Regions from separate parts of the Homo sapiens genome. Here region 1 is linked to region 2. The links are chromatin contacts, found by Hi-C or POLR2A ChIA-PET in ENCODE. All regions are on one chromosome and are shown on one strand. The core of a region is the stretch at or near the end of the contact, and the rest is flanking DNA. Distances in the headings are between cores, read along the strand shown.

Region 1 (4,642 bases), core at 1,381-3,880, 170 kb before region 2:
AGTAAATAAAATTTTATACCAATTAGAATTTTTTAAAAATGTCCTGTAGACTTTAGAGCAGGAGTCCTTACCCATATTTATGACATGGACACATCTTCATGTGTTTGTGAAACCTATGGATAACTTCTCAGAAACATACCTGAAATTAGGCTGGGTGCAGTGACTCACACCTGTAATCCCAGCCCTTTGGGAGGCCGAGGCAGGAGGATTGCTTGAGCTCAGGAGTTCAGGATCAGCCTGGGCAACATGGCTAAACCTCATCTCTATTTAAACTTCTTTTTAAAAGGAAAAAAATATCAAAAAGGAAAAATATCTGAAATTACAGAAAATGAAACATATAAGATTGCGAAAGAAATCAAAATATTAAAATACAGCTATCAAAACATTCTTTTATTTATTTATTTATTGAGACGGAGTCTCGCTTTGTCGCCAAGGCTGGAGTGCAGTGGTGCGATCTCAGCTAGCTGCAACCTCCACCTCCAGGGTTCAAGTGATTCTCCTGCCTCAGCCTACCGAGTAGCTGGGATTACAGGCACCCACCGCCACACGTGGCTAATTTTTGTATTTTTTAGTAGAGGCGGGATTTCACCATGTTGGCCAGGCTGGTCTCGAACTCCTGACCTCAAATGATTCATCCACCTTGGCCTCCTAAAGGGCTGGGATTACAGGTGTGAGGCACCACGCCCAGCCTATTTATTTATTTATTGAGACGGGGTCTCACTCTGTGAGGCCAGAGTGCAGTGGTGCAATCTCAGTTCACTGCAACCTCTGCCTCCCAGGCTCAAGTGACTCTCCCACCTCAGCCTCCCAAGTAGCTGGGACTACAGGCGCATACCACCATACCCAACTAATTTTTTTTTTTTCTGTAGAGGCAGAGTTTCACCATGTTGCCAAGGCTAGAAAACATTTTAAAGACCAAATTTATGATAATAACATATAAGGTTGTTTATTAATGCGTTAAATAAGATTTGATGGTAGGAGCACAAACTGCTACAATTGTTGAAGTAGTGAGACATGTAGTGATCTGCAATCACTAATGTAATAGCACTGTACCTATAATTTATAGAGGTGGCAAAGTCACAGGTACTGTTTATACTACTGTGGGTTGTTGCCTATATTCATAATTGAAAAAGATGTTAAATTTCAATTAGAAGTTAGTGAAAATAGGCCGGGCGCAGTGGCTCACGCCTGTAATCCTAGCACTTTGGGAGGCCAAGGCAGGCGGATCATGAGGTCTAGGAGTTCAAGACCAGCCTGGCCAATATGGTGACGCCCATCTCTACTAAAAATACAAAAATTCAACGGGCGTGGTGGCTCGCACCTGTAGTCCCAGCTACTAGAGAGGCTGAGGCAGGAGAATCTCTTGAACCCAGGAGGTGGAGGTTGCAGTAAGCCGAGATGGTGCCACTGCACTCCAGCCTGGGTGACAGAATGAGACTCCGTCTCAAAAAAAAAAAAAAAAGAAGTTAGTGAAAATAAAGATGTAATTATTTCTCTGATGAAACTCACACATCCTTATTTCTATCCATGGATAGAGCTCTTGCTCTAGTGGCAATTTCCAAAAAAAAACCTCCCAAAAGTATTTTGAGCAATGAGTAGAATAATTGTATAGCCTCCCAAGGTGATCTCCTTGGAACAGGAAGATTGTTTTATTTTAATTATTCAACAAATATTTGTTCAGTACCTGCCATGTCTCATGTGGGCTTCATCCCTGCTATGATGGAGTTCACAGTTTAGTGCAGAAGAATGTAGATGTTCTTTTTTTGTTGAAAATTAAATCTATCAACTTAGGCTTCTATTCTGAAGGCTTTGTTTTATAAGTTTGTTCTTGTTAGAATTGGCTCCTAGACTTCTATGGCCTAAGTTCGTTTTATTGTTTTTCTTGTCTGATTTAAATTATGAAAACTCCCATTCTAAAGTCTTTTTTTAAAAATGTCAGACATATTATTCTTATAATTATTACAGGGAGAAAGTGAGAGTTTTTAAAGAGTGTCGTTATTAGCAGCCCTTCCTAGTGCCCTAAAATCCAACCTCAGAGTATTCTTGGCCTTCAGTTACAGTCTTTGGCTATCGTGATGCTCACCGTCTATCTACTCAGTTTAGGAAATTCCAAAACAAAGACAATGAATTAATTTACTAAGCTTTCTGATGTATAAGATTGTTTTTCAAATAAAAATGAAAGAAAATGGCTTTCATTACTGTACTTGTAACACCATCTAGTTTTTAAAACTAGATCTACTTTTAAAGTACATATTAATTCCAATTTTTTATCTAAGGGAGACCCTCTATCACTTTTGTTGGGGGTGATCATATATGATTAGAGGATTAAGTATGTTAATTTTTAAATGTCAACCAGAGCCAAGCTGCTGGAAATTCTAGATCCTTCAAAGCATCTGGAATTGTTTACTGACCTCTCAGCCAGCAGACACCTGCTATAATTCTTAACCCTCCCCCTCCACCACCCCACCCCGAACCGCCAACCAAGACGGGGAACAAACCAAGCACCCAGCCACATCAACATTTCTCTCTGTGTGCCTTTCAGTGTTGTCTAGAGACACTCTAAAAGTACAGTTCTGAAACATGAAACCTGCTAAGCACTAAAGCAGATTTCTGGTTCAGAAAACACAAAAGTGGTTTTGAAAAAAAAAAAATGTTCTGAGAAGCTGATAGGACTTGTAAGCCTTTAACTGAAATTGTGGTGGCACAGGTTCAAGGCGCAGAATTACTCATCAACACAAGACACTGTTCCAAAGCAACCCTACTATGCACCCAACAGTTAGAACATACATTTTGTCTTATCAGCAATCTAAAATCAGATCCCAAGTCAACCAAAACTTAACATTTCCCCTCAAAACATTCTGGAGAGCTTATATTTTTAACTGAATATGTGTTCCTCCTCACTCTTTGAGCCAATCAATACTTTTTGATTTTCAGAAGAGTAGAATTCTCCCGTCACCAGGGCCATCTGGGTGTTTGTTGCAACATGCCTGATAGTGACTGCTAGATTGTCAGCTCCTAGATGCTTCGAAGGCTCAGTTTATCCCTCAGTGAAACTCCAGGAAGTAACTGGTTGGAAAGGTCTCCATAACTTGGACACAGATGGCTGTCTTATCCAACAGACTCTGATTTTATATTCCCTATGAGTCCAAGTGATCTTTGATAAGCTGCAATTCACTAATTAATTCTTCCAGTAAGCATTTCTTGAACACTTACTGTGTGCTCAGTGCAGGGAGCATACCATGCTGAATATGCCACAGCATCTGCCTTTATGTGCATCACAGCTTAATCGTGATTTCTGTCACTGCTTAGTACAGATACCAATTGCTAAGCCTGATGTTTGCCCCTTAACTGGTCACCAGAATTTTAACATAAGACAACTACAATTTCTGCGGGCCCAACAGAAGTTGAAGAAAGAAGAAGAAGAAAGGAGAAGGAAGCAGTTGTAGGAAAATGTTCCTAAATAAAGTGTGCAATACCAACCGCTGCCTTTGAGCTGCTTTTGAAAGCTTTGGTTTTCACATTATTAACTCTAAGAGGATTTATTCTTATTTCTCATCAGCCCAAATGAAAAAAAGAAAAAGAAAAAAAAGCGGCAGGAAATTTCCCTTTACTTGACTGAGTGTTCACAGCCCATTTATATTGCACAAGTATTTAGAAAAGTAATGAAGTAATTTGGGTCTTGATTTGGAGCCATTCAGAGGATCACCAGTTATTTTCAAGATGTTCTCAAGTTTTGTGGTGACGGTGAACTGGGTGGGAGAATATGTATTATGTATGTGTATATATCTTATAAAAATAAATGTTTGCCAACTGCACTTTCAGGAGGACCCTTGAGGCAATGCCAAATGAAACAAAAATATAGGGTACCAATCCTTACACTAGTAAGAACCATCATTTTAGAAAGTAAGACAACCTTGAATCCAGCTACAATTACAAAGAAAGGAATTTTTTAGCATCTGAGCTCATTCCCAAAATGAAATTCTACCACCATGATGTGTGGAAAGAACATTTTTTTCTCCAGAGTCAGAGAAACAAGTATTGAACCCTAGCTCTACCATGGACTCAGTCAATGGCCTTAGGCAAATTACTTAATCTGTATTTCAGTTTCCTTGCCTGTAAAATAGGCTTAAAACTACTAACCCCTTAGGATCATGTAAAGATTCTATGAGATAGAATATACAAAGCTCTTGGCACCAAGTAGGTGTATGAAAAATGATAGCACTCCTCCCACCCCACCCCTTCACCAAACTATGCAAGAGTTGGGTTTTGTGGGGGGGTTTCTTGCGGTTGTTTAAAGAGAATAACTCTTAAAGTCTGAAACTGTATTTAGGAGACAATAATTAACACTGCATTACCATTGTTTAATTCACAACCACATTTTCGCACTGAATTCCCACATCTCTAAATCATACTTCTGCATATACTCATTGCCATCTACCTCACGTTTGACAGTGCAGTGGTCTATGGCCAGAACCACCCTGAACGCACCTGACCTCAGAAGTTAAGCAGGGTTAGGCCTGGTTAGTAATTGGATGTGAGATAGTACAGTAGTACAAAGGACAAGATTGTTTGGAGCACTCATCAAAAATCCTGACAAGTTTCAGCTAATGAGTTGGTAACAATGATCATATCAGACAAGTTC
Region 2 (5,264 bases), core at 2,249-4,748:
CAATTCTGTCAATTTTTTTTTTTATTTTTTTGAGATGGAGTCTCGCTCTGTCACCCAGGCTGGAGTGCAATGGCACGATCTTGGCTCGCTGCAACCTCCGCCTCCCAGGTTCAAGTGATTCTCCTACCTCAGCCTCCTGAGTAGCTGGGACTATAGGTGTGCGCCACCATGCCCGGCTAATTTTTGTATTTTTATTAGAGACGGGGCTTCATCATATTGGTTAGGCTCGTCTTGAACTCCTGACCTTGTCATCCGCCTGCCTTGGCTTCCCAAAGTGCTGGGATTACAGGCATGAGCCACCGCACCCGGCCATAATTCTGTCAATTTTTAAGCAAGCCCCAAGTGAAGTTAACTGTATTGCATATAATATTTTATATAGTGTTACTGTGTCTTCATCTCTTAGATTTGGACTATGAAATCAAGTCCCATAATAGATGTTTCTTCATCACCTCTCCATTACAATCTTTTAAAAATTAGGAAAGATTACTTTCTAAATGTGAAATGTGGAATCTACCTTTGCCTAGTTCGCTTTGCTTGTGTTCCATGGTACTACTCAAACAAATCTAATTGCTTTGAAGTAATCATAAATTCTTTCATGGACCTCTTGTTCTGGAGCAGCTTTGTTGCAAGAATATAGTACATTTGGCTTGGCACAGTGGCTCACACCTGTAATTCCAGCACTTTGGGTGGCCAAAGAAGGAGGATTGCTTCAGACCAGGAGTTTGGGACCTGCCTGTGCAACATAGTGAGACCCCCATCTTTACAGAAAAATTTTTAAAAAATTAGCTGGGCATGCTGGCAAGCTGTTACATGATTAGGGAGTGCATAAAATCAAGTTAGTATGTATATTTAATAAAACAATATTGTGTTCCAAGTGCAGAACTAGGAAGCCATTTCTCATCAAGAAGAGTTAATAGTTTTATTTAGAAGAAAAAAATTACACATTAAGTATTTTGTCTTTAATAATTTTAGCTTTTATTTTAGGTTCAGGGAGTTCATGTACAGGTTACATGAGTATATTGTGTGATGCTGAGGTTTGGAGTACGATTGAACTGTCACCCAGTTGGTGAGCATAGTACCCAATAGTTTGAACCTTAAGTATTTATTTATTTTATTTATTTTTTGAGACGGAGTTTCACTCTGTCGCCCAGCCTGGAGTGCAGTGGCGCCATCTCCGTTCACTGCAACCTCCGCCTCCCGGGTTCAAGTGATTCTCCTGCCTCAGCCTCCCAAGTAGCTGGGATTACAGGTGCCCACCACCACGCCCAGCTACTTTTTGTATTTTTAGTATGGACGGGGTTTCACCATGTAGGCCAGGCTGGTCTGGAACTCCTGACCTCAGATGATCCACCCACCTCGGCCTCCCTGAGTGCTGGGATTACAGGCGTGAGCCACTGCACCTAGCTGACATTAAGTATTTTTTAATTTAAATTTATTTTTTGCATAAGTACTAAAGATTCACATGGTCAACATTGCAAGGCTGCAGAGTATATGGTGGAGCGTCTCCCTACCACCCTGATCTCTCAAATACCCTGTCACAGCCAGTATTTGAACTTTTATCCTCCTAGAGATACTGTGCATATATAAAAAAACGAATGTGTGTTTTGTTTTCTTGTATATTGTTTTGCCCACAAATAATAGCAAATGCGTTGTTCTGTACCTTAACAATGTAACAATGTATTTTAGATAACTTTATGTTTCTGTACATATAGAGCTTCCTCATTTTTTTTAAATGGCTACAAGTATTTACATTTACATGGTTTTGGTATACCATCATTTAACTAGTGTCCCATCATAATCAGGTTGTTTCAGCCTTTTACTGTTAAAAACAATGCAGTGAATAACTTTGTACATGTGTTGTTTTATTCATATCTGTAGGATAAAATAAAGTAGAATCATTAGAATCAAATGTGTGTGTTTTAATTTTGATTGATATTGCCGAACTGGCTCTCTGCCTTGTTTGGGTAGAGCTTTTTTCTTTGTTTTTAAGTGAGGTCTAATTTACAAACAACAAAACTGACCATTTTTAAAGTGTTCAATGTATTGGGAAGCTTATGCCAATTTACACTATAACCTGTAGTGTGTGACGATACTTTCGTTGCTTAGTCTCACAACACCCTGTTGATACTTTTTGGGTTTTTATATTTTTGCCAACACTAATATGTAAGAATGGTATTGGGATAATTTTTGGTTTGTTTACCTTTTGTTACATACTGCAAAACAGAACTCATAAGTGTACAGCTCAGTGAATTTATCACTGTCCAGATCAAGATACAGAACATGCTCAGCACCCAGAATGTCCCCTTTTATACCCTTCCTCACAAAAAACAACTGCTCTGACCTCTGTCACCAAACACCGTAGACTTTTGCCTCTTTTTGAACTTCTGTAAAATAAATCATGCAGAGCGTACTTTCTTGCCTTTTTTCTCTTTTAAAATTTTTTTGTAGAGTCAGGGTCTCACTATTTTGTGCAGGCTGGCCTCTTAACTCCTGGCCTCAAGCAATTCTTCCCCCTCAGCCTCCCAAAGTGCTGATATGACAGGTGTGGGCCACTGCACCCAACCTGTCTGATTTCTTTCATTCTGTATTATATATGAGATTCATCCATGATGCATGTATCTGTTGTTATTTTTCATTGCTGTGATTCAATTACTTGAATATACCATAATTTATCCTAGTGTTAATAGATATTTGGTTGATTTTATTTTTCATCTATTTTGAATAAAACTTCTGTAAACATTCTTGTAGATGTCTTTGGAGGTATTAAGCACTCGTTTCTTTTGGTTATACCTTATCTGGGCAGATTTTGTTTGTTTTAAGGTCTAATTTATAAACAATAAAATTCACCATTTTTTAGTTACAACTTGATAGGAAACCCATGAGTCTAACATTTCTGCGTTTCTTATCAGCAAAAACCCTGATGGCTGCCTTTTTTCTGAACTTTGTTTTGAGACGGAGTCTCGCTCTGTCACCTAGGCTGGAGTGCAGTGGTGTGACCTCGGCTCACTGCAGCCTCCGCCTCCCAGGTTCAAGCAGTTCTCTGCCTCAGCCTCCTGAGTAGCTGGGATTACAGGCGGCCGCCACCACGCCTGGCTAATTTTTGTATTTTTATTAGGGACAGGGTTTCACCATGTTGGTCAGGCTGGTCTTGAACTCCTGACCTCATGATTCACTCGCCTCAGCCTCCCAAAGTGCTGGGATTATAGGCGTGAGCCACCATGCCCAGCCAACTTACCTTTTAAAGAATGTTGGAAGGTAGACTCTCAGAGCCGTGGAGCAAAGGACAGGCTTACTTACAGTCTTCAAAGATACAGATAATGTCTCCCTCTAGAGTAAATGGCAGACATGCTTCCTGCATATTTTTCAAGTTTAGGGTTACTTAAGATCTGTCTTTCTTTCCTGTGAAGCAGCCTGTTCAGGTGTCATCTGACTTCACAATGCCCTGTGACAGTTGGGACTCAAGCAGCTGGCGCAAGAAAATGCTGATACTCTGACTACTGTTATGAGTAATACAGTCCTTTGCTTCTGACGCAAAAATGTCATGCCTTTTGCCAGTATCCATGACACTGTGGTAGGCTGACTTGTTAGCTTGAAAGTAAGGTAAAATCTCAGTGCCTTTGAAACAGTTGACACAGAATTCAGTGAATTTTGACAAATGTAGTCTTTTTTTTTTTTTAAATAGAATTTCGCTTTGTTGCCCAGGCTGGAGTGCAGTGGTGCCATCTCAGCTCACTGCAGCCCCTGCCTTCCGGGTTCAAACAGCTCTCCTGCCTCAAGCCTCATGAGTAGCTGGGACTGCAGGCATACACCACCACACCTGGCGTGTGTGTGTGTGTGTGTGTCTGTGTGTGTCGGGGTCTCGCTCTGTTGCCCATGCTGGAGTCCAGTGGCATGATCTGGGCTTACTGCAACCTCTGTTTCACGGGTTCAAACAGTTCTCCTGCCTCAGCCTCCCGAGTAGCTGGCATCACAGACACCCGCCACCACGCCAAGCTACTTTTTGTATTTTTAATAGAGATGGGGTTTCACCATGTTGGCCAGGCTCGTCTCGAACTCCTGACCTCAAGTGATCTGCCCACCTCGGCCTCCCAAAGTGCTGGGATTACAGGCGTGAGCCATCGCGTCCTGCCAAATGTATAGAGTCTTATAGTCACCACCACAATCAAGTCATAGAGTATTTTTATCACCCCAGATTTCCTTTATGCCCTTTTACGTGTGCCTTCTCTACCTCAGCCCTAGGCAACCCTGGATCTGCTTTCTGTCACCTTAGTTTTGCCGTATCAAGAATTTCTGAGGCACATGCCTGTAATCCCAGTGCTTTGGGAGGCTGAGGCAGGAGGATTGCTCGAGCCCAGGAGTTTGAGACAGCCTGGGCAACATAGTGAGACCCCCATCTCTTAAAAAAAAAAAGAATTTCCTGTAAATAGAGTTATACAATGTATAACCTGTTGTGTCTGGCTTCGTTTATTCAGTGTAATGCTTTTGAGATTCATTCATACTACTGCATGTATCACCAGTTCATACTCTTTTTTTTTTGTTTGCTGAGTAGTATTCTATTATATGTCTCTACCATTGTTTGAATGTATGTTTATACATTCAGCAGTTGGTGGACATTTGGATTGTTTCCAGTTTGGGACTTATGAATGAAGCTGCTGTGAACATTTGAGTATAAGTCTTATTGTGGGCATATGTTTTTATTTTGGGGAGTACGCTCTTTGGAGTGGAAATACCAAGTCTTATGGTGTGCTTTTAACTTGGTAACGAACTATCAAATTGTTTACCAGAGTGTCTGTATCATTTTGCGTTCCTATCTGAGTAGTTCTAATTTATATCTCTCATTTTGAGTGAGGTTGAAAGTATCTTTTCACATGCTTGATTTACTTGTATTTCCTTTTCTATAAACTATTCAAATATGTTTGCCTGTTCTATTAGGTGTTAGAATTTTTTAGTGATTTGTAGGCATTCTTTATATATCGGGAAAATTTTTGGCCATGCTATGAATTACAAACATTTTTTTCCATTTGTCAGGTATCTTTTAAGGATACATATTATGGTGAGTTTTGCCATGTAGAAATTTGTCAGTCTGAAGTTCTTAATCTCACAGTTATTTACTAATATAAGACTTCACATAAGAAAGAAACAAGATATCTCTTTTAATTAACCTTAAAGTATAAATTATGTTTTCTAGCAGTGTTTTCCATAGCCATAACTTCAGTGGGAATAAAGAAAAATAATGTGAAGACTTAAGTTTTCTACATTCTCAT

Evidence for each region. Hi-C counts contacts between places; a loop is a spot of excess contacts on that map. ChIA-PET counts read pairs that join two places held with the same protein, here RNA polymerase II (POLR2A). Pooled maps may share reads with other maps.
Region 1: a map of GM12878 shows a loop between it and region 2 (3-fold over the local background). The contact joins two enhancer-like sites. A Hi-C loop is called at or near these places in 4 of 168 maps with a recorded cell type or tissue (GM12878, PC-9 and naive thymus-derived CD4-positive, alpha-beta T cell), 14 of 37 single-sample maps with no recorded cell type and 13 of 50 pooled maps. POLR2A ChIA-PET finds 5 or more read pairs at or near these places in 13 of 52 experiments (CD4-positive, alpha-beta T cell, CD4-positive, alpha-beta memory T cell, Caco-2 and 8 more).

The regions. Positions count from the first base shown.
Region 1 is chr5:56,146,664-56,151,305 of GRCh38, reverse strand. The region is part of intron 6 of ANKRD55 (ankyrin repeat domain 55); the gene reads left to right. It also overlaps the pseudogene RNA5SP184. Among named protein-coding and RNA genes, the nearest start is that of ANKRD55, 84 kb to the left of the region's middle. RefSeq lists a cis regulatory region at 2,336-2,836. Within about 2 kb of position 2,630, at least 4 of the 41 ENCODE cell types and tissues checked have a DNase peak (open chromatin) inside an H3K27ac peak, as active enhancers do; they include CD4-positive, alpha-beta T cell, where a contact is called at or near this core.
Region 2 is chr5:55,976,410-55,981,673 of GRCh38, reverse strand. All of the region lies in intron 2 of IL6ST (interleukin 6 cytokine family signal transducer), which reads left to right. Among named protein-coding and RNA genes, the nearest start is that of IL6ST, 16 kb to the left of the region's middle. Within about 2 kb of position 3,498, at least 5 of the 41 ENCODE cell types and tissues checked have a DNase peak (open chromatin) inside an H3K27ac peak, as active enhancers do; they include CD4-positive, alpha-beta T cell, where a contact is called at or near this core.